Linked DNA regions of Mus musculus: region 2 is linked to region 1. Evidence: chromatin loops called from intact Hi-C (ENCODE). Cell type or tissue: left cerebral cortex. All regions are shown on one strand. Links, peaks and the distances in the headings refer to the core of each region. The heading gives the core; the rest is flanking DNA.

The links. Hi-C counts contacts between places; a loop is a spot of excess contacts. Peaks named below come from ENCODE experiments on the same cell type or tissue, not always from the same donor. Only the 100,000 strongest peaks of a DNase experiment are listed, where the experiment ranks them.
Region 2: a loop joins it to region 1, with 2.1 times the contacts of the local background. A loop is called at or near these places in 4 of 42 quality-filtered maps.

Annotation. Positions count from the first base shown.
Region 1 is chr1:93,352,707-93,363,494 of GRCm38, forward strand. Ppp1r7 (protein phosphatase 1, regulatory subunit 7) reads left to right here. Exons shown (of 10, transcript NM_023200.3): 7 at 1,623-1,739; 8 at 5,051-5,155; 9 at 8,020-8,106. Gm26446 (a small nuclear RNA gene) reads left to right here and starts at 10,549; the gene lies at 10,549-10,651. In left cerebral cortex, for the core only: no CTCF peak of the experiment used is centred there; no DNase peak of the experiment used is centred there.
Region 2 is chr1:93,405,800-93,416,587 of GRCm38, forward strand. Hdlbp (high density lipoprotein (HDL) binding protein) reads right to left here. Exons shown (of 28, transcript NM_001301364.1): 20 at 10,702-10,788; 21 at 9,013-9,167; 22 at 8,028-8,132; 23 at 7,692-7,826; 24 at 6,564-6,707; 25 at 3,152-3,337; 26 at 2,890-3,006; 27 at 2,570-2,698; 28 at 141-2,460. The coding sequence ends at 2,374. Among named protein-coding and RNA genes, the nearest start is that of Hdlbp, 35 kb to the right of the region's middle. In left cerebral cortex, for the core only: no CTCF peak of the experiment used is centred there; a DNase peak (open chromatin) is centred at 5,331; H3K27ac peaks cover 784 bases.

The DNA of each region.
Region 1 (10,788 bases), core at 1,655-9,654:
GAACAGTGCTCTGGGCTCTGTGGATCTTCAGTGGTACACATAGGGTATGTACTTAGCTGAGTTTTTCTCATGTTCATATTGTTTGGAGAAAACAGGGAAATACTTGTTAAGGAAAAATGCTAACTGGAAGCTATTATTAGTAAGAACTGTGCTCACACCAACTGGCCTAGTCTGGGAGTTAGCATTCATTGGCTCTTCATTTATATCATGGTCCTATGCCAAGCCAGTCCCCACTGTGCTACGTAAGGTAAGCTGGCCAAGCTTCCTTTTCAAGCTGTTCATAGACAGTCGTTCCTCCATCTGCATCTGAGCTGTGTTTCCCAAGCTAAGAAAGGTAGTCACTTATAGTGACCTGTCATGTGATAAGCAAGTATCTTGCCCCAGTAAACAGGGCTAGCCCTTTATCCCCTAAACATTAACATGTCCTCTGGCAGGATTTGGTTTGTTGTTCAAGATCTCTTTAACCTTGAAACCATGGGTCAGAATGGGAATGAGAAGCTTGTTTGTTTGTTTGTTTGTTGAGACATTGTTTCTATCTGTAACCTTGACTGTCCTGGAACTCACTCTGACTAGACTGCTGGGATCCATCTTCCTTTGCCTCTTGCTGGTACCACCACTGCTGGAGAAGCCTTTTTTTTTTTTAAAGACAGGCTCTCACCTACTATGTAGCCCAGAATGGCCTAGAACTCAGAGAGATCTTCCAGTACTGGGATTAAAGGCGTGTACCACCAACAGCAAAACCAGTTGACTAATAACTATTGGAAAAAGTCCCGTATATCTGAGAGGAAAAACTCCGAGGGTCATATGGGTGTTAGTACTGGAGGAGGATCTGCCATGCAGAGAAAGGAATTCCCATGGGCAGACATGAGGGTTTGGTCAGTCCTAATTTTGACATCCTGGTGTCATTGTCTTATGCCTGTCCTCACCCTCCTTGGTTAGTGGCTGAGGGCAGTATTTACTAGTATGTGTCTGCCCACCCCATGTTTAGAGCACCCACCATTTGGTTTTCAGCAGTACTATACCATACACTGTGGCCTACCCTTGAGGTTCTTGAAGAACCCTAAGGATACAAAGTTAGTTAGAGCTAAGAGACATGACTGCAGCAAGAAAGAAGAGTACATAGTCCCAAAGGCTGTGTAGAGGAAAGTGCTACACAGGCTAGAGAAACCAGCTAGCATCTGAGTTTTCAAATAATCCCAGAGCTCTTTGAAAGCATGAGAGTTGGCCAGGTGTAGTGGCACATACCTTGAGAGACAGAGGCAGGTGAATCTCTGAGCTTGAGGCCAGCTTGGTCTACAGAGCAAGTTCCAGGACCCCCAGGGCTACACAGAGAAACCCTGTCACAAAAACAAACAAAGAAATACAGGAATAAAGTGTGAGGGGTTGGGAGTAAACCCAGAAGCCAGTCTTCATCCTCCATTGCTTTCTCCTTTTCCAGTCTTCATCCTCCATTGCTTTCTCCTTTTCCATTCTGTATGTTCAAGAGAGTTCATTGAAAAATCCCAAGTCCAGACATCACAGAGAAAGTCTAGATTGCCTTGACATATGTTCTAGGCACCTTACTTAGTGTAGGTTTTGAGCCCACAGCAGACATTTAACTTGATGTTTCATCTGTTTAATAGGCAATTGAAAATATCGACACATTAACCAACCTGGAGAGTTTGTTTCTGGGGAAAAACAAAATTACAAAACTTCAGAACCTGGATGCACTTACCAACCTGACAGTCCTCAGTGTGCAGGTACTGAACCTCACCAGCTCCCAGCTGCCCATTCTCACAGGGCCACCCAGCAGCCCCAACCTGATTTTATTCCCTTGGTATGTTCATGATCTGTACTGTTTACAGTCAGTAGATGACAGAAACAGTATAATCCACAGGCTATAGAAACACAAACCCTCTAAACTAAAATCCCTTTTGTTTTACATAATTTATTTTTACTTTAAAGAATTTTATATTGAGCCAGGCAGTGGTGGCGCACGCCTTTAATCCCACTTGGGAAGCAGAAGCAGGTGGATTTCTGAGTTGGAGGCCAGCCTGGTCTACAGAGTGAGTTCCAGGACAGCCAGGGCTACACAGAGAAACCCTGTCTCAAAAAACCAAAAAAAAAAAAAAAAGAAAAAAAATCCTTTTATATTTTATATTGAGAGCTGGAAAGACGTCTCAGTGGTTAAGAGCTGCTCTCCAGAGGTTCAGGTTTGAGTCCCAGCACCCGCATGGCTGTTTACAACTGTCTATAACTCCAGTCCCAGGGAAGCTGACACCTTCTCTGTCCTCCACAGGCACTAGTCATTGTATGTGATAGTATACAGACAGATATATGTTCAGATGTATGTATTTTACACACACACATAAAATAAAATTTAATTTAAAAGCAGATTTTGTTCCCTGGGGCTGGAGAGGTGGCTCAGAAGTGAAGAGCACTGGCTGCTCTCTCTCTCTCAGATAATCCAGGTTCAACTGCCAGCTCTCACATGGCTCTGAAACTGTAGTCCCCAGGAACCCTACACTCTCTTCTGGCCTCGGGCAAGCATGTGATGCACAGACATACTTGACATACTTGCAGGCAAATGTTTATGTACATAAAATAGGGATAAAGGACTCTCAGTACTTCCCCTGGTGGTAACTGATAGTAGGTGGGTTATGAGGCCTCTTCAGAAGGAAGAGCTTACCCCAGTCCTCAAATGTCAAAGTGAAGACCCAATGGGAACTATTCAGCTGTTCAACACTAACATGCAGAGATTCAGATTCATCTGTGGGGTTTTTGTTGTTGTTGGGTTTTAGTTTTTTGTTTTTTGTTTTTGAAACTGGATCTCACTATATAGTTCTGACTATCCAGTAACTCTCTGCAAATCAAGCTGGTCTCCAATTTACAAGAGATCTAACTGTCTCTGCTTCCCACAGATCCCAGAGATGGGTTTAAAGATATGCACTTCTATCTGTGCCTGGTTCATGTTGAAATTCTTTTTTTTTAAAGATTTATTAATTATTATACATAAGTACACTGTAGCTGTCTTCAGACACACCAGAAGAGGGTATCAGATCTCATTATGGGTGGTTGTAAGCCACCATGTGGTTGCTGGGAACTGAACTCAGGACCTTCGGAAGAAGAGTCAGTGCTCTTACCCACTGAGCCATCTTGCCAGCCTCTCCTGTTGAAATTCTTGTTGGTTTTTAAGGTTATGTTTTTGTTGGGGGGGGGGGTGGCAGCAAATTAGTAGAATCAAACTTTGAAGGGGTGAAGGGAGAAATGACTGGGTGTGCCTGGGCTGCCTAGTTTGGCGGGACACACTAACAGCCAGTCACGGCACAGGAAACCTCTTAGACTCTGAGTAAAACAGATGCCTTGCAAACTACTTTGGAGAAGGTGTTCTTGAACTGGAATTGAGTTGTTAGATATTGTAAAAGAAATTAAATTGATTTGTTTCTAAAACAAAAATGTTGGGAGAGATGGCCCAGTGAGTAAAGGTGTTTGTTGCGAGCCAAGCCCGATGACCTGGGTTCAGTTCCCAGGTCTCAGAGTGAGTGGAAAGATGGACTTCCTGCAAGATGTGGCTGAACAGTTGAGAGCACCAGCTGCTCTTTGAGAGGACCTGGGCCTCAGCACCTACGTGGCAGCTTCAACACCCTCTTCTGGCCTCAGCACCAGGCATGCGTGTGGTGCACAGATGTACATTCAGACAGAACACCCATGCACAAACAATAAAAGATGTTTTCATTATCTTTTTGACATTTTTAAATTGTTAGATTGAGTTTGAGGCCAGCCTGGTCTACAAAGTGAGCTCCAGGACAGCCAGGGATATACAGAGAAACCCTATCTCGAAAAAACAAAAACAAACAAAAAAAATTGTTAGATTACCTCAGTGGTCCAGTAAGATGGCAAAGCAGGTAAAGACTCTGCCACCAGAGCTGACCACCTGAGTTCAGCCCCTGGTGCCCATGTGAGGGAGGGGCAAACTGACTCCTACTGGTTGTCCCCTGACCTCATGTGCATGCTCACCACAGCATGGCATGTGCACATATACACATAGGATACAAAAATAGTTTTTAATTACTTAAGTAAATCTTCAGATATATTTAAAAGAAAAAAGTGAGATTTTCATATTTAAAAACCCCTGATCTTCCATGTGTGGATTTTAAACAGTGCAGCATACCCAAAGTGTTAATCTTCTCTATTTCCCATTCAAGAACATTTAAATTTTTTATTTTATTATTTTTATTTTGTTTGTGGATGTTTTGCCTGCATGTGGTATATCACATCTACCTGATGGTCTTGGAGGCCCCAGGAAAAGGCACTGGATCCCCGAGCCTAGAGTTGCAGATGATTGTGAGCAGCCGTATGGATTCTGGGAATGGAACCCAGGTCCTCTGGATGAACAGCCAGTGCTCTTATCCACTGGACTACTTCTCTCTCCCAACCCCCATCCCACTCCCAACACATTTTAAATACAATATCTATTCTTAGGGAGTTTGGGGGGGTTTTTTGTTTGTTTGTTTTTTTATGAGACAGGGTTTCTCTGTGTAGCCCTGGCTGTCCTGGAACTCATTCTGTAGACCAGGCTGCCCTCGAACTCAGAAATCCACCTGCCTCTGCCTCCTGAGTGCTGGGATTAAAGCGTGTGTCACCACGCGCGCCTGCCTGTTCTTAGGATTCTTGAGGTTAAATAGGAAACGTCATTTCCAAAGCCATTGTGTTTCTAACCTTATGTGTTGCTGGCAGCTCTTTTTCTTTTTCTTTTTCCTTTACCATTTTTATGTGTATGATATGAACATAAGTGTTCGTGAACATGTGTGCATGCATGTGGAGGCCCCAGATTGAAGCACCTTGTTCATAGAATGGGTCTCTTAGTCAGACCAGAGCTAACTGATATGGCTTGTCTTTCTGGCCAGCTTGCTGTGGGGAGCTACAATCTCTGGCCTTCCAAGACTGGAATTAAAGGCAAGCTGCCTCACCTGGCATTTTTGTGGGTTCTGGGAGTCCAAAATAGTGTTCTCAAGCTTGAGTGGCAAATCTACTCAGGCCCAAGGTTGACACTTCTTAACTGTTTTTACAGAGCAACCGGCTAGCAAAGATCGAAGGTCTACAGAGCTTGGTGAACCTGCGGGAACTATACCTCAGCAACAATGGTATCGAGGTTATCGAGGGCCTGGAGAACAACGTAAGAGCCAATTGGTCTATCTGGGAAATAAAGGGAGGTGGAGAGGAAGGGGCTGCTATTGGTATTCACTGCCCTCCAGGCCTGGCCTAAGGTAGACACAACGCCTACAGAATGTGAGCTAAGGGCCCATTGTCCCAATGAGTCAAAGGGCCAACATGTCACATGGCTGCCTGTGGGTTTTCAACAAAGTTATCGCAGACACCCTCCTAGGGCAGGTCATTGCACATCTGCCAAGTACTGTAGGCCTTTGGGCCTAGATTTTTGAAAAGTCCTTCCCTGCCCTCTGTATCACACATCAGCTGTGTTCTTCCCATTTATCCTGGCACTGAGCTTCCTTCCCTGCCTCAGCCTCCACTCCCAGCCTGTGAGGGCTATAGAGTGAGCTCAGCTCTGCTGCTTAGAAGGAAGAATGGGGCTTGTCTTAGTCAGGGTTTCTATTCCTTCACAAACATCATGACCAAGAAGCAAGTTGGGGAGGAAACGGTTTATTCGGCTTACACTTCCATACTGCTGTTCATCACCAAGGAAGTCAGGACTATAACTCAAGCAGGTCAGGAAGCAGGAGCTGATGCAGAGGCCATGGAGGGATGTTCCTTACTGGCTTGCTTCCCCTGGCTTGCTCAGCCTGCTCTCTTATAGAACCAAGATTACCAACCCAGGGATGGTCCCACCCACAAGGGGCCTTTCCCCCTTGATCACTAATTGAGAAAATGCCTTACAGTTGGATCTCATGGAGGCATTTCCTCAACTGAAGCTCCTTTCTCTGTGATAACTCCAGCTGTGTCAAGTTGACACAAAACTAGCCAGTACAGGGCTCTTGCTCCCCTGCCTATCTCCTGGAATCCAAAGTGCTGAAAGAGTCCTTCTCTTCTTCCTCCTCTTCCCTTCTTCCTTCTCTTCCTCCTCCTCCTCCCACTGACTTTCACAAACCTGCTCCACTAATCCCACCCACTTCCAGCTTCCCTTCAGGAAGAACCTCACACTTAAGAGTTAGTTGCCTTTGGCCTCACCTGTTTTTCCTCCGATTATGATTCAAGACAAATAAAATATTTTTTCTTGTTCAATTTTACTGGGGTTGTTTTGTTCAAAGGGAACATTTTTGTTTATTCTGTTGGTTGGTTGATTGATTGGTTGGTTGGTTGATTCTGATAAATTGTTCCCAAGTGGAGCAAGATTGAGTCAGGCTCTTGTTCTTGGAAGCACCATCCTTCAGATCCCACGACAGGTTCCTTTGTGCGCAGTCCAGGGCTGGGTTATGTCAGTGATGTCATTCTGGAGGAAAACCAGTGTTTTGGGTTTTAGCATCACATATACAAGGATTTTTCAGAAAACCTAAGATTTGTCTATGTGACAATTTGGTAACCTTTCTTTAACGATTTATCCAATATGTGAAACCAGGTGTGGTAGCACACACCTATAATCACAGCACTTGCATGGTGAAAACAGAGGAATCAGAAATTCAAGGCCTCTCCCATGCATAAAACATGTCTCAGGGACCAAGTAACATATGAAGGTGGCACTCTAATACCTGTATATGGACTCAGTGCATGTGTGATGCTTACGTAAGACGTGGAGGCAGGACGGTTGTTAACTGTGGAAAGTTCAAGGGACTGGGAAGCCACAGATGTGACAATTTTTAATCAATAGCTACTGGCTATATTTGATTTTCCCCCTTTAATTTCCATTAAAACTTGGAAAGATTTGGAATAAATACACCAGGAATGCAGTAGAAAGCGGGGACCATGAGTTTGAAGTACTGAGAGGCCTTGAGGGCAGCAGGGGAAGGATTGTTATCAGGCTCCCAGCTGATGCAAGATTCCCATAGTCTAGCAGGGGAACATTCCCAGTTTGTTAAAACATAGCGGCAAGCAGTGTAAGCTGTGGTAGACTTAACCTTAACCATGAAAAACAGTTACCTAAGCTGAGATGATGTGTTTCAGACAACGTCTGACATGCACTTTTAGAGCACATTATAAAACACAATGATATGAGCTGGTGGTGGCGCCACACGCTTTTAATCCCAGTACTCAGAGTACTCAGGAGACAGAGACAGGCAGGCAGAGCTCTGAGTTTGAGAGTAGCCTGATCTACAGAGCTAGTTCCAGGACAGTTGGGGCTACACAGAGAAACCCTTTCTCAAAAAAAAGAAAAGAAGGAAGGTAGAAAGGAAGGAAAAGAAAAGGAAGAAAAAGGAAGGAAGGAAGAAAAAGAGAAAGAAGAGAGAGAAAATGAAAGAACCCACAATGCTGTGTCCTGCAAGATACTGGTATCCACATACACCATTCCTCTGTTGCTAAGATTACACTTGCTCTTGCTGCAATCATTCCTTCTAAGTTCCAGCAGTTTTCAATATGGCCTTTCTTCAATACCTACGCCTTCCTAGCATTGCCTCAGGTAGCTTTGTCCAAGACAGGAAGGTCTATTACTCCCACCTCCTCTGTGTGTCTGGTGTATCTAACCTCACTAAAGAGAGGAACTCCACTGTAGGGTGATCTGGCACTGTGTATTTCCTCATGACATGCTACAATGATAGTCCTTCATTTCTTCTTCAAAGCTCAGGATCACTGCTCTTCCCAGACCAAAAGAAGAGGAGCAGGGATCTCACTGGGGCCCTGTGGTTATGAGGCCTTGAGACTGACAGAAATTACAGACACACTCACGAGGTTTTGAGCAGAAACACTGAAATCCGGTCCAGCTGGGGAAACCTCAGGGAGTGAGTAGGTAGCATCAACCTGAGAATCATCAAAGCCAACCCAAGGCACAGAGGGTGGCTCGCCTGCAGCTCAGCTCAGCTCCACACTCTTGCATGTGCTTTCATGCTGCTATGGAACTTTAATAATATAGGAAATATCTTCTTATTTCAGAACAAACTCACCATGTTGGATATTGCATCAAATAGAATAAAAAAGATTGAGAATATCAGCCATCTGACAGAACTGCAAGAATTCTGGGTAAGTTTTAATCTTAGTAGGATTGGTATCCATCTCTTAGGCTCAGTGAGTCCATTGAGCAAAGCATGTGAATGAATGCAAGCCTGCCCGTCCCGTCCCAGAAGCCTTGATCTCAGTGAACCGTGCATGTGTTCTGGGGATCAGACTCGAGTTGTCAGCAAGTGTTGTATCCATTGAACTATCTTTACTATCCGCAACTTCATTTTTTTTTTGAGTTCAGTATTTTAGGTACATTTATTTTTTCTTTTGAATAAGATCTTCCTATGTAGCCCTGACCATTCTGGAACTCTCTGTGTAGACCAGGCTGACATCACAAAGATCCATCTGTCTTCACCTCACAAATGCTGGGATTAAAGACATGTGTCACCATGTACAGCTGAGCTTTTGAAATCTGTAAATTTTACAGTTTTTATGAAATTTAAAAAAAAATTTTTTTTCCTCTAAAATGTTTCTAGTCCCTCCTAACTCTTAGTTCCTTGTAAAATGGTAAGCATGCATGTGCTAGTCCTTTGGTAAGTAGATAATAGTGCACCTGTTACTCATCTCCCCTCCTGTCCTCAGGTTCTGCTCCGGCTGAGCCTCCGGTTATGTGATTTCTATTGCTCTGTCTTCAAGATCTTGTTTTTCCTTCTGTAATACTCAGTCTGCTGTTAAGCTCATTAATTAACTACTTACATGTTAAAAGACTTATGTGTTTACGTTTTTATAGTACATATGCTTTTGTATGGAGACCATGCTTTTGTGTGGCACAGAAGCAAGAAGAGGGTATCTGTACCCTCCTCTGTCATTTTCTGTCCATTTATTTGAGGCAGAGTTTCTACCTGAACCTGAGTCTGCTGAGTCTGGCATTTTCTCACTGGGCTAGACTAGAAGATCCCCTTTCTCCTCCTCCTTTGGAGCTGGGATTACATAACACTTAGAATACCTGGCTTGTTACAGAGGATATGGACTCCACTCTTAGGCAGCAAGCATCCCCCCCCCCCCTTTGGTCTCAGAGTTTAAAAGAGTATAGTCTGTCATGGCAGCAGGAACCTGCGGTTAGACTGTGGACTCTTCACATCTGGGAAGGCTAGCAAGCAGAGAGAGGGTCTCATGGTACTGCTTTTCACCTTTTTATTCAGTCCAAGATTCCATCCTGAGGGGTGATGCCACCCACGTGCATTGGAGGGCTGATTTCCTTAGGAATGCCCTCAGACGTCTCCAGAGGTATATCTCCTAAGTGGTTCTAAATCCAGTCCCACTGACAATGAGGTTGGTCATCATGCCTATACAATGAATTTGTGTTATAGTATATTTCAGCTCCTTGAAAAGGTATTGTTAAGATATTTTAGTTATGTGTATGTATCTATGTCTGAGTATGAATTATGTGCACATGAGCTCATGGAGGCCAGAAGACGGTATTGTATTCCTGGAACAGAAGTGATAGGGGATGTGAGCCACCTGATATGTCTACTGGGACCCAAGTTCACACCCTCTACAAGAACGGCACTTACTCTTAACCTCTGAGTCATCTCTCCAGATTCTATTGTTCTGTTTCTCATAGATTTGATTTCTTTTCTCACTAGATTTTTGTTTGTTTGTCGTTCCTTCTTTGTATGGCTAGTAATTTGTTGTGTGTTGAATATAATGAAACTAAATAATTGCGTGTCTGCATGCTACTTGAAATGCTCCACAGTTATAATCTGGAAGGACGGCACACTCCTCAAGGGTCCACTTGTGTCCTTCCCCTTGCCACACTGGCAAAGTAGATGTCATGCTAACTAACATCTAGAGAAGGGAAGGAGAACCTGGTGTGTCAGTCTGCAACAAATGGATCGGTTGCTTCTCTTCTCTGTGTGTGCCTGTGCTGGTGGCCTCCCACTGGGCCTCTCAAGTGCTGCTCTGAAGAATCGAGCAACCACTAGCCTGGGTTCTCCTATTTCCCTCCGTCCTTCCTGATTGTTCTCACTTCTTCCTCTTCTATTCTGCACCTCAGGAGTGTTCGAGCATTGACTTCATTTTCCTCTCTTCTTGGCAGCCCTATCCAGGCTCACAGATTTAAATGTCACCACTCTGCTTTTGGCAGCCAGGTTTCTCTTTCTAGCTCAAGGTCTTTCCTACATCCAGCTGTCTGCTCTTGAGACATCACCCAAATAGGACAAGACCAAGCCTGAGAGCATGGGTCGGCCCCACAGTCCCTCCACTTGACTCAACCTCAGTGGACAGTGACTATCCTTCCAGATCCTCTGACCAGAAGTCTTGGCATCCTCCTATACCTCGCCTTTCCTGTGTACCAGATCCACCGAGATGTGTACTCCAACATATAAATACTTGCCTTCAAACTATATCCCAAACCCTTTCTTTGCTGCTGCCACCTGGCCCAAACCATCAGCATCCTTTCTCTGTACTGTGTGGATGCCTTCTGACTTGGAGCCCTGTATGTACCATTCAGAAAAGATCCTCGTGCTTGATTTGGCTGCACATACACCAAATTTTGAACAATACAGAGATTAGCATGGCTCCTGTGCAAGTATGACACATAAAAACGTAGGGATTCCATATTTTTATTGTATATGAGTTAATAAATAGATAGAAACTAGGGGAAAAAAACAGAGCCCCTTCTAGAACAAAAGCTGTTTTGTACTCCCATCCCATTTAGGAATAAAGGCCAGATTTCCCCATGATTCCCCTCTTAGTGCCTCT
Region 2 (10,788 bases), core at 1,815-9,814, 53 kb after region 1:
GGAGCAGGCAAGAATTCCTCATGGAGACAGTGGAAGGGATGGGAACCCTGACATGGATTAGGGAGCTCTACAGGGACACTGTCACCACTCAGGCACAGGAGAGAGCATACACAGAATAAAATGAGTCCCATCACACTGCATCTGGTTTTGGGTTTTATTTTAGAATTTATAAAATTCCAGTGTCATCCATATTCATGAGCCTTTACACATGTTTGCATATAATCTCCAAATTCCAAAGTTAAGGCCAAGGGATGGATGTAGCTATGGAAACATAGGACATGGAAGACATTCAACAAGGAGGAAAAGACACTCCCACCCCTGCCCTAGGCTCCTCAACATCTTGGAGGCTGCAGAGAGGTGACCTGGGTACAGTCAATTTCATAGTCCTTATTAACAATCAGAGAAAAGGAGTGAGACCCTGAACAGCTTAGGATAGGGCTTACATCTACAGCACTTAGCAATAAAAGGAGATGTGCAAAATCCTGGTGATAATTTAAACTTTACCTTCAGTGAGGGGAGACTGGATGTTGTAGGATGACAATGAAGATGAAGAGGGGGCTGGAAGGGAAGGAGGGAAGCAAGGTGTCCCCAGTCTCATGCAGATGGGAGAAGAGACGGCTCCAGGGAAAGGCAGGGAAGCGCTCTCCCCGTCTCACCCACCTGGCTTAAGCTGCCAGCCTACTGAACAAAGTAGATGTTCTTTTCCCATCTCAGTATCGTTCTTCTAAGTGGGTACATGTGGGACTGGTTCCATCCAAAGGGAACTGAAGTTAGACTTGGGAAAGCAATTCTGGATCCACTTAGGATTAGAGTCTACAGGTAGCCAAGCCTGAGTTATTAAATGGGGGAGTCAAAGACTTGAGGGGGAAAGGTATCATAGTAGAAGTGACAGTTCCCAGGGAAGGCCATGAGATCGCCACAAGTTGGCTTTTCTAGTAACCCAAGTATCTGGGAGGGGACATGTTGCTAGTTGATCAGATGACCTGGAGATAAAAGGTCTGTCCTCAGTTTCCACAGCCTGACAGGGGTTTGTCTGCTCGGGACCACTTTTCTTGGTGAGGGTTGGCCTACAGCCAAGCTAGCTGGAGGCCAGTGGTCCAAAAATTACCTCTTGTACCTGAGGAAAAGATCTCCTTCAGATAGCTGTGCTCCCTGCTTTGGGTTGTTTTCATTCTGCCTTCCCTGTGAATCCACCCTAAATGACCACCTCTATCGACGAGACCTGCCCCTTAAGCCTGTTCCTTAGGACTGCATAAAGCATCCAGGTTATGCTTGCCAGAGCCTGCATGGTCAGGCTGGCTGGGAAGGAACACCCAGCTCTGGCCCAGTCCCTGAATCATGTGGACTGAGGGAAAGCACTGGCCTCCACCCTCAACTCAATGGCAAGCCCAGAATCACCAGAAATGTCTACATCACAAGAAGAGCCTTGGGTGGCACTAACCCACATGAGAGTACTACCACACTGGCTGAGGTAGAAAGAAGGCAACTGAACAAGGCAGGCAGAGGCTAAAGGTCGTGGGAAAGCTGAGCTGTCACTTAGGGTTGAGCCCCCTCCCCATCACCAAAAGAAAAGCCAGTCTCTACCTCCCCTTTCCCCCAAAGTCTCAAGCCACCCTAGTCCACTGTGATAGTCACAGGGAACCCAAGTGGAATACACACAGCTGTGCCTCTAAGATACATAGGATCATGAGGCTAAAGCTGCAATAGAAGCCCCTGATGCTTTCGGAACCCAAAGTGGGCACGGTCAGCACTATCTGAGGACCCAGGCCACCCTCTACTTCTCAGCCCACTCTATCACCAGGACATCTGACCTCTTGCTGTCCGATACCATGCCTTCCTCCTATCCTGAAGCCTGTGCTAAGCAGATTTTGACAGCTAAAGGAAGCTGACTGCTTTCAACAGAGGAAGGTCTGGGCGACAGGTGGTGGGCAGGAGGGAGGTGGGAAAGGAAGAGGGCAAACGTTTTGGCTTTTATAAAGTCAAGGAAATTTATTTCCTGAGGTCATGACACAGGAAGTCAACTCCTAGCCGCTGTGGAGCTCTGGTGTGAAGGTCAGAGTGCTGACTACATGCTGGGTGGACCAGGAAGCTGGAGTCTGTGATCACGAAATGCTCGATTACCTTGCTTAGTGTTTCACACAGTGGCGTGCCTGTCCCAGAGCACAGCATCAGGAGCAGACCCTGAGCCTGCTGGGTGCTGACCAGGCCTGGAGAAGCAGCCACACAAGGCCAGCCCACCAGGCTTTGCTGCGAGACCTCGGGGAGGGGAAAGAGCATCAACAATTTACGAGGGTCCAGCTGCTGGGTCAGATTGAGACAAACCATTGTGTGGTTGGGTTTGGGCAGCAGGCTGGAAAGGTTTCTTTTTGATCATTATCGTTTGGGGCCCCAAGGGAGGGTCTTGGGGGCCACTTGAGCCCCAAAGCTGGGAAATTCTTCAGAGCTGCTCATATCAGGAGCCTGTGGAGAGGGAGAACACAGCATTACCACAGGGTGGTCCAAAGTAACTCCATCCCATACTCCACTAGCCCACAAGCTTAACCCACACAGAATAACCAGGACATCTGACCTTCTCACTGCTGTTGGAGGTCCAGGGAGCATCTCGCACCACAAAGCCTTTGGATGGTGCCCTGGACTCTTCATGTGCTGGGGGCTTCATGTAAACTTGCAGTGCCTCACTGTCCACCACATCTGCCAGCTAAACATCATAGGGGAGGTGGTGTTGCTCAGCCTACAGCCAGGCAGTGGAGCCTTCTCCTGGCTACCAAGGGGCCACCCCCCGGACCCCCCTGCTCAGTCCCACATTTGGATGCAGACAGGTTACTTGGCTGTCATCACAGGATTATGGCTGGGCCTCAGCCCCAAAGACCATGCCTGCTTAGAACTCACATATTCCTCTTCTAGGTTGAGGATATGGTCGATAGCTTCCTCCACATTCTCTGGGAGTCCTGTCACAGTGACGCAATTGGGGTCTGGCGCTCCACTCTGTGGGAAGCGAATGTCCACCTGGAAGCAGCAGTGTCAAGGGCATTAAAGGGCAGACTCTAGACCTTAGAGCCAAGTACTCACCCTCCCAGCTTCATGTGGTCAGCAGCACAGGTAGGAGATGGGAGTTCTCATCCTTCTGTTTCAGTTGGCTTTGGGGACTCACCTTGAATTCATCCATTATTTTCCGGATGGCTTTGCCCCGGGCACCAATGATTCGAGCGTGCACACGGTGATCCAGTGGAACATCCTCAGAAACCATCTGCTCAAGCTCACCCACAATTTTCAGGATAGCATCACGGGCAGCTTCAGTGTTCTTCTCATACCCTGTGATGGTGATTTGGTCCTGGGGCTAAAGAGGAGAATGTAGTTAGAGAAGAGGGTGACTCCTCTGGGACATCCCAAGAGCAGCCATGTGCTGACCTAGCAGGCTGGTCTAAGGAGATGACAGTGCAACTGTGTGGATGATGGCTAGATGGCTGAGCGTGTCAGGCCTCTTCTTAGGGGAGACTTTCATCCTCTCAGAAGAAAAGGGCAGAAAACACATCAGATGGCCCAACAGTTAAGAGCTGCTACACTTGCAGAAGACTAGAGATCCTGGCTGGCACCCTTGTCAGCAGCCCACTATGCCTCTGGTTCCAGGAGCTCTGATGCCCTCCCCCTTCTTGCTCTTGTGGATACCTGCATCCATAAGCTCATACCCATGTACACACGCACACAAATACAGATAGTAAAAATTAAAACATAATCTTGGTGCCAGAGAGACAGCTTAGTGGTTAAGAGTGATTCCTGCTTTTACAGAGGACCTGGGGTCGATCCCCAGCTCCCACAGGCTGCTCACAGCCATCCTTAACCCAGATCTAATGACCTCTTCTGACCTCCTTGGGTATGACACACAGGTAGTACACATACATACGTGTAGTCAAAACATCCAAACTCTCAAAATAAAAATAATTATCTTTTTTTGAGACAGGGTTTTCTGTGTGACAGCCCTTGCTATCCTGTAGACCAGGCCTGGAACTCACAGGGATCTGCTTGCTTCTGTCTCCACTGTGCTGGGAAAAAAGGCGTTTGCCACCACTCTAGGCTAAAAGTAATCACCTTTTAAAAATAAAATAGTAAACAAAACCACACACAGAGTTAACATCCGTCACACAGCCATTACTTCCTAAAACCTGTAACAGATAAGTAGTGAAAATTCTGGGTTCTTTAAAAATACAGAAATGTGAATGCTTTTGTTTTATTCCCAGGTGTGGGATATGGGCTGCTTCAGATTGTCCGCAGCAGCTGTCTCTGCTCTGACAGGGATGTGATTTTGCCAGCTGAAGAGAGTTTACGTTTGGAATTCTGGGGACTTTTGTGAGGGTATAAAAGTGCCAGGGCACTGAGAGGTTGTGGTGGCTGTTGCTTCCCCTGTTCCTGTGGTTTGTCAGGTCGTTGTGAGCAAAGCCACGAGAAGAAGAACCTGGATATCCCAAAGATGAACATCAAACCCGGCCCCCAGAAGTAGGTCTAACAAGACTGAGGCACTCTTTCTCTCGAGCCTTCTTTCTTTCCTACCTCGTGTTGGGTGTTGGAAGGGTGGAGAAGGGTAAGGAGGAAAAGTAGCCACAAGTCTAGTTAAAAAGGAGGAAAGGAGGGGCAGACGATATGGCTCGGTGGGTAAAGGCATTTGCTGCCAAACCTGACAACATGAGTTTGACAACCTGAGTCTAGTCCTGGAACTGAGATGGTAGAAGGACAAACCACCAAAAACCATTCCTTGAAGTTGTTCTGATTTCTACAGGTGTGCATGCACATGTGTACACATTCTCTCTCCCTTTCCACCCACTTTGTGAGTACTAGGAAAGACAAGATACCTGATCATAAAGATGGAGGAAGTACCAGGAAGTAAGTGGTTCAAGGAAAGCAGGCACAAGGTTGGGGACTATTAGGATGTAAAGTTCTCAGACCATTAGCCTCCTGCTTCTTTGGAGGTCTCAGGACCCTTAAAGCACTCTCTGGTCCCTCAGACCCCTCAGCTCGGTCTTCCTTGTACCATGTCAGTGAGAACCAGCAGACTCAAGACAGATCTGAGCAACAGACAGATCAGGGAATATGAAGGGCACAAGGGAACAAAACAGCAGCTTTGTTCTAATCTCCAGGTTAGTAGTCCAAAATAAACGGACAGAACATACAAGATTACAAAGTAACAAGTACTGTAGTCCACATTAGAAAGTAGAAAGAGCCAGCCTAGGAAAGAAGCAAGAGATATAGGCATAAGGAAGAGGTGGCAGACTAAGAACTTCCTGTCCAGACTCAGGGGAAGGCCAGGCAGCTGATCCAAATGAAGTTCACAAAAACCAAGCACAGCAGGGCCAGCATACTCCACAGAATCAGTTCTGTGAGTGGAAGTGAAACTCTCACAGGAAAAAGAAAGACTCTAGGGCTGGCAAGATGGTTCAGTAGGTAAAGGCACTTGCTGCCAAACCTGATGAGGTCAATCTGTGGAACCTACACATGTGGAAAGAAACAAACTGAATCCTGCAAGTTGTCCTGGTTTCTACACACATGCTGTGGTGTATGTGTGCCCCTATACACATATATAAACAGCATACCTTTCTTGGTTCACAGATGAGCTAAGACATAGTGGGGACAACAAATTATATCCATTTCTGTATATTATAATGCATAATTTGTTGTTCTCACTATGAGCACACATAGCTAGCACACAGGTCTAGGTCTGTACCCTAGACCTCAGCCCAGTGTTACTACTGGATGCATCTGGGGGCACGGTGCTCAAGGTCATAGAGCTAACACAGGCCTAGAGAGCAGAGGGAGAGCCACGGCTCCACTCATGTAGAGCCACTTGAGAGGGAAAGCCCTTATAAGTGAAGGAGCAAACACAGGTGAGGGCGAGCCATACACAGACTTTGAGGTGAGATGGGATGGGACTTCCTGCCCACTAGGGCAGAACTGAGTGAGGAGGTGGGTTACCCTTCACATTGTTTTACATGCAGTAGGAAGCTGTGCAGAGCTCATCAGGGGCCATGGCAAGAGGAAGAGGGGATGCAGAGAATCCAGACCTGGCTGGATAGACATGGTGTGTGCATGTGTAGGTATGATAGATAGCTCAAGAAGGAGCCCAGTTGGAGGCTTAAGCTTGACTGTCAGGAGCATCAAAGTAGGCACAGGGAATTTAAAACTGCTCTGTACCCTAGATGACAGTTTCAAGGAAACACACAGCTGGCAAGCCCTGGTCTATAACTTGGCTGAAGTCAGGTTCTCAGATAGTTTTTGTCCCCCTCATTTACCCACTTGTCAAATCAAAGAAGCTGCCTTAGTTTCCAAGTCAAGCCGGACATGGTGCTACTCTTGGGAGGCAGAGGTAGGTAGTACATCTCTGTGATTTTGAGGCCAGCCTGTTCTACATATTGAGTATCAGGACAGCCAAGGCTACATAGAGAGACCCTGTCTCAAAAGTACCAGTATCAGTACCACCACCACCAAAACAAAGCCCAGGTCAAGGTAACGGCCAATACAACCCTACCTGCCCAAGTGTGCTAAACCATACCACGTCAATCGGATGGTCACCGTACCTGGTTCCCATCATCCTTATCAGGAAATTGGATGTTCACTTCATGTTCCAAGCGGATCTGGGTGATCACTGCTCCTTTTCTCCCGATAATTTTGGGATGGTATTTGGGGTCTACAGTGACACTCAGCTTAAAACTCCTTAAAGCCTACAATAAAATGAGAATGAGGCAGAGAGCAAAGAGAAAGACAGAGAACAAGCTCATGAGTATGAGCATGTATATCTAAATATAAGCCACCACCACCCAGGCCCGATTTCCAACCTGATTTAGACCCCAAGCCTGAAACACCCCTAAGCTTGCTAGCAGGAGGCCTTGGTGGTCACCGTCCCTGTCAGTCACTAGCTTGAGAACCTTAGGTCTTGCTCTGTCCTCACCTAGTATGCCCTTGCTTTTGGGACAGGCTGCTGACTGTCAAGATGGATAGGATGGTCAACCACCCTTTCCAGTTCTATTCCTACTTCCTGAATTCATGAACCCGGGATCTGTTGAATCAGCTTGAATAAAATATTCTAGGCCTTTCAGGTTTCAGGGCTGGTGTATTGAAGAGGCCAATAAGGTAATAAGAGCATCCACAGGCTAGACAGTCCAGGACACCCCCACAGCCTATGGCTAAGCTGCACCAGGTCACAGTCAAAACGTGCCCAATCTCTGCCCTATCACTGGACTCCAAACTGTGTTCCACCCAAACCGAACCAACAATGACAACAACAACAAACAAAAAAACCCAAAATCAATAAAACCAAAAAATAACAAAACTAAAAACTCCTGTGGAAAGGCCAGTTGCCTGGAGTGACCATCTAGTTCCCAGATTTCCCCCAATTCCTGAGCAGCATCTCTCAGAATTCTGCAGACAGCACTCCATCACAGGCACAGGAGTGACCTGCTTGTCTTGAGATGAGGTACTATCTTTTATCTTTTCTGTAGAAGCTGAGATATCAAAATATTTCTCTTGATCTGGGTAGTAAGGGAGACTGAGCTTTGCCTTGAGCTTCTCCACAGCAGGTCCACCACACTCTGACTGCACGGGAATACCACCTGGTTTTGTCTCCTGCCTGCCCTGGTGTTGGAAATATGCTCTGAACACAGACTGTTTCCAAACCCAGGCAGGTTGTCCTGTTCGTTCTTGCTCACCCGATCTTCCTGCTCAGCCTGCAGCTCCTTTACTCGATCCAGTAGCCCCGCCTTAGCCCTGTCCAAATTTGCTGCAAGGCCAGTGATGGCGATGGTGTCTGACTGCAGCTCGGGGGCTGGTACATGGATGTTCACCTGTCATAACAGATGGAGAGGAGTGAAGCTCACTTGCCATGGGGGATTTGAGTGAGACCTGGGAGGAAAGTCAGCGGTTGACTGAACAAAACAAAAGGAGGCAGAACCAATGTGGGCTGAAGAAGGACACAGACTCAGACCACTACGGGCTGCTCTCTGATAACAGTCCCCAGAGTATGGTCTCCAGGGAACATGGTCTACCTCAAACTCATCCATCATCTTGCGGATTCCACTTCCTTTTTGCCCAATGATGTAGCGGTGAAGATCAAAGGGTACCTCTACCTCGATGGTGACTGGAACCAGTGCCTACAAGGACAATGGTAGAGATAAGGCTTTGAGCTGGGCAGACTAACTAGCCCCATGAGCTCAAGGCCAACAGCCCTGAAGACAACAGTGTACATTTTAGAACCTGCTACCAATGTGACCAGGTGACAGACTACACGGATCTCAATACATCACAAACAGGACAGGACAGGGAGCCCAGTCTGAGGTCATGCAGGCAGAGGCCGGACTCCTACACCCCTCATTCTACTTCTGCATCGCAGCAGGCCAAGGCTCCCGGGAGGAAGACACAGCACACAGAGGCCCAACTCTTAGCATGTCTCTGTGGTTGTGACAACTTTGTCAAAGCTTATGTGGGTTGCAAGGGAGTCCCCTAAACAGGTGGCTCAGTTACCTGCACTCAAGTCCCAACATATATTGCCTATCACCCATTCTGCTCAGTCTTTGCCCTTGAACAACATCAGTCAACAGATGCTGCTGTGCAGGCACTGTTTGTAACTGTGGTGCCATGGTGCTTACAACAGGACTCGGCACAGAAGACACATGTTTCTGGCAAACCTGAGGTAGACCAGCCCTACTTCAGTTGGGGAAGGAATGGATAGTCAGCAGATGGACGAGAAGGGATTGAGGCTGGAGTTCACATTCACTCACTGCCTATGAGATCCTTTGACAGACTCCGTGGCTATGGCCCAAGAGGCTAGACCCTGACACTGCTGTCAGAGAATGAACTGTAGGGTCCTGAGTCCTGGTGAAAAGAAATGGCCTCCCTGGGCTGTGTGAACAGCCAATAAAGGTACAGAGCAAATGTTTGCAATTTTAGGACTAAAGCGAGAGGATCTACTGTCTGCTGCCACCTGGGCAGGGTCTGAAACCTCAAGGCAGAGAAAGAGCGAGGCAAACGCACCTCCAGGGCTTCCTTGGCAGCCTCGCATTTCTCTTTCCGGCCAGAGATGATTATGATGTCACACCTCCTGGGAGAGCCAGGGTCGGTCTCCTTGGCCTCTCTGCCCTCTCCAGCCTCATCTCCATTCTCCTGGATGGAAGGCTCTACACTGTGAACTAGGAATAAAGGGGAAAGCCTAGTTGACAACTGCAGAGGTATATATATCATATACACTAGTGAGTCACAGGTGTGCACGGAAGTCCCACTGCCTGGGGAGGCTGTAACGCAGCCCTCAGCACATGAGACTGGATGTAGAGCTCAGTCTGAGGGACCTGGCAGGGATTCAAAGATCTGTGAAGGATAATAAAGGAGAGGCCAAGGTAGGCCCATGACAGTGCTTTATGCCAGAAAGTAAGGAAAAGTCCCCAAATAAAGAGGCATTAGGATACAAGCTAGCTGGAGAGGGGCTCTATCTTGTAAACGGCCAGAGAATATTTTAATCCATAGATCCAAGTGAGGTAATAGGAGAATAAATAATGGGAGAACCATCAGCTGGGGTTAAACTAGGCAAGGGTGGCTCTGAAGGACACCTTTAACAATCTAGAACACCGACTATGAATTACATAGTAAAACTATATAATACTTGGTATGATCTTGATGAATATACCACAGGTAAGTCAAAAGTCCTTTTTTTTGTTTTGTTCTTGAGAAAGGGTTTCTCTGTGTAGCCCTGGCTGGCTTCTGCATCCCCAAGTGCTGGGATTAAAGGCATGTGCCACCACTACCTGGCTAAATCACAGGTTCTCAGGAAATATCCATACTGATAAAAGTCAGCATATAAACACATACTCAAACTCAGAAAAAAAAAATCTATAGTGGGGGTGAGGTAACACTGAAATTCTTTATACTATTCCATGGAGTTTTCCTGTGTTTTAATGCTAAGATGTTGAGGAGAACACATTACTTAAGTGTGAAATCCGTAACAGTATGGCTATATAATCATATAATAAATGGCCTGTATCCTCAGGAAAATAGACTGGAATAACTGTGACAAGCACCATGGACACCAACCCAATTATACTAAACGTCTAGTGCAGGCTGCAATCTTTCTGGACTAACACAGGTCAACAAAGACTCACCAATAGGAAAGGTTCACACCCCGTGGTTCACACATGCAAAGCAGGCAGAGAAAGGTTCACAGATGACACTTCCTCAGCAACTGACCACATTAGTTCTTGCCTTCAACTAAAGTTGCCCTATTACCAACTACCTAAACAGAACAAGGTAACAAGCATGGTCAGGCTTAGCCATTCTAGAAGAGCTGTGAAGTACCCGAACGGTGTCCCCTGGGCAGTGTTAAGAAACTTGGAGAGGACATATCTGCAAGGTTTATGTTCGGAGGGCTCACTGAACGTGGCTGAGCAAACATCCCACTACTATTCAAACAGTGTCCTAGAAAAGAGTGGCACTAGACTCTCAGCAATTTCCTACGCAAGACACAGGAAGCTGTTGGCTCCTTTTACAGGGCCTTGTCTTATCTTTTAGAGACCAGGAGGATGGACAAAACCCATGGCTAGCATCTAAACAGCATGCCAGTGCCAAACAAGAGGTAAGAAAGAACCAAAAGGACTGACTCATTTCACAGCCCCAAGGGCAGTGACAGTCACCACTGATGGTGATCAGTACAGAGCCAAGCTTAAGTAGACCCACCTGGATTTTCCTCTCTATCTGGGAACTTGATTTGAACATTGTAGTCCCGAGTGATCTGCTGGATTCTTGAACCTTTGGGACCCATGA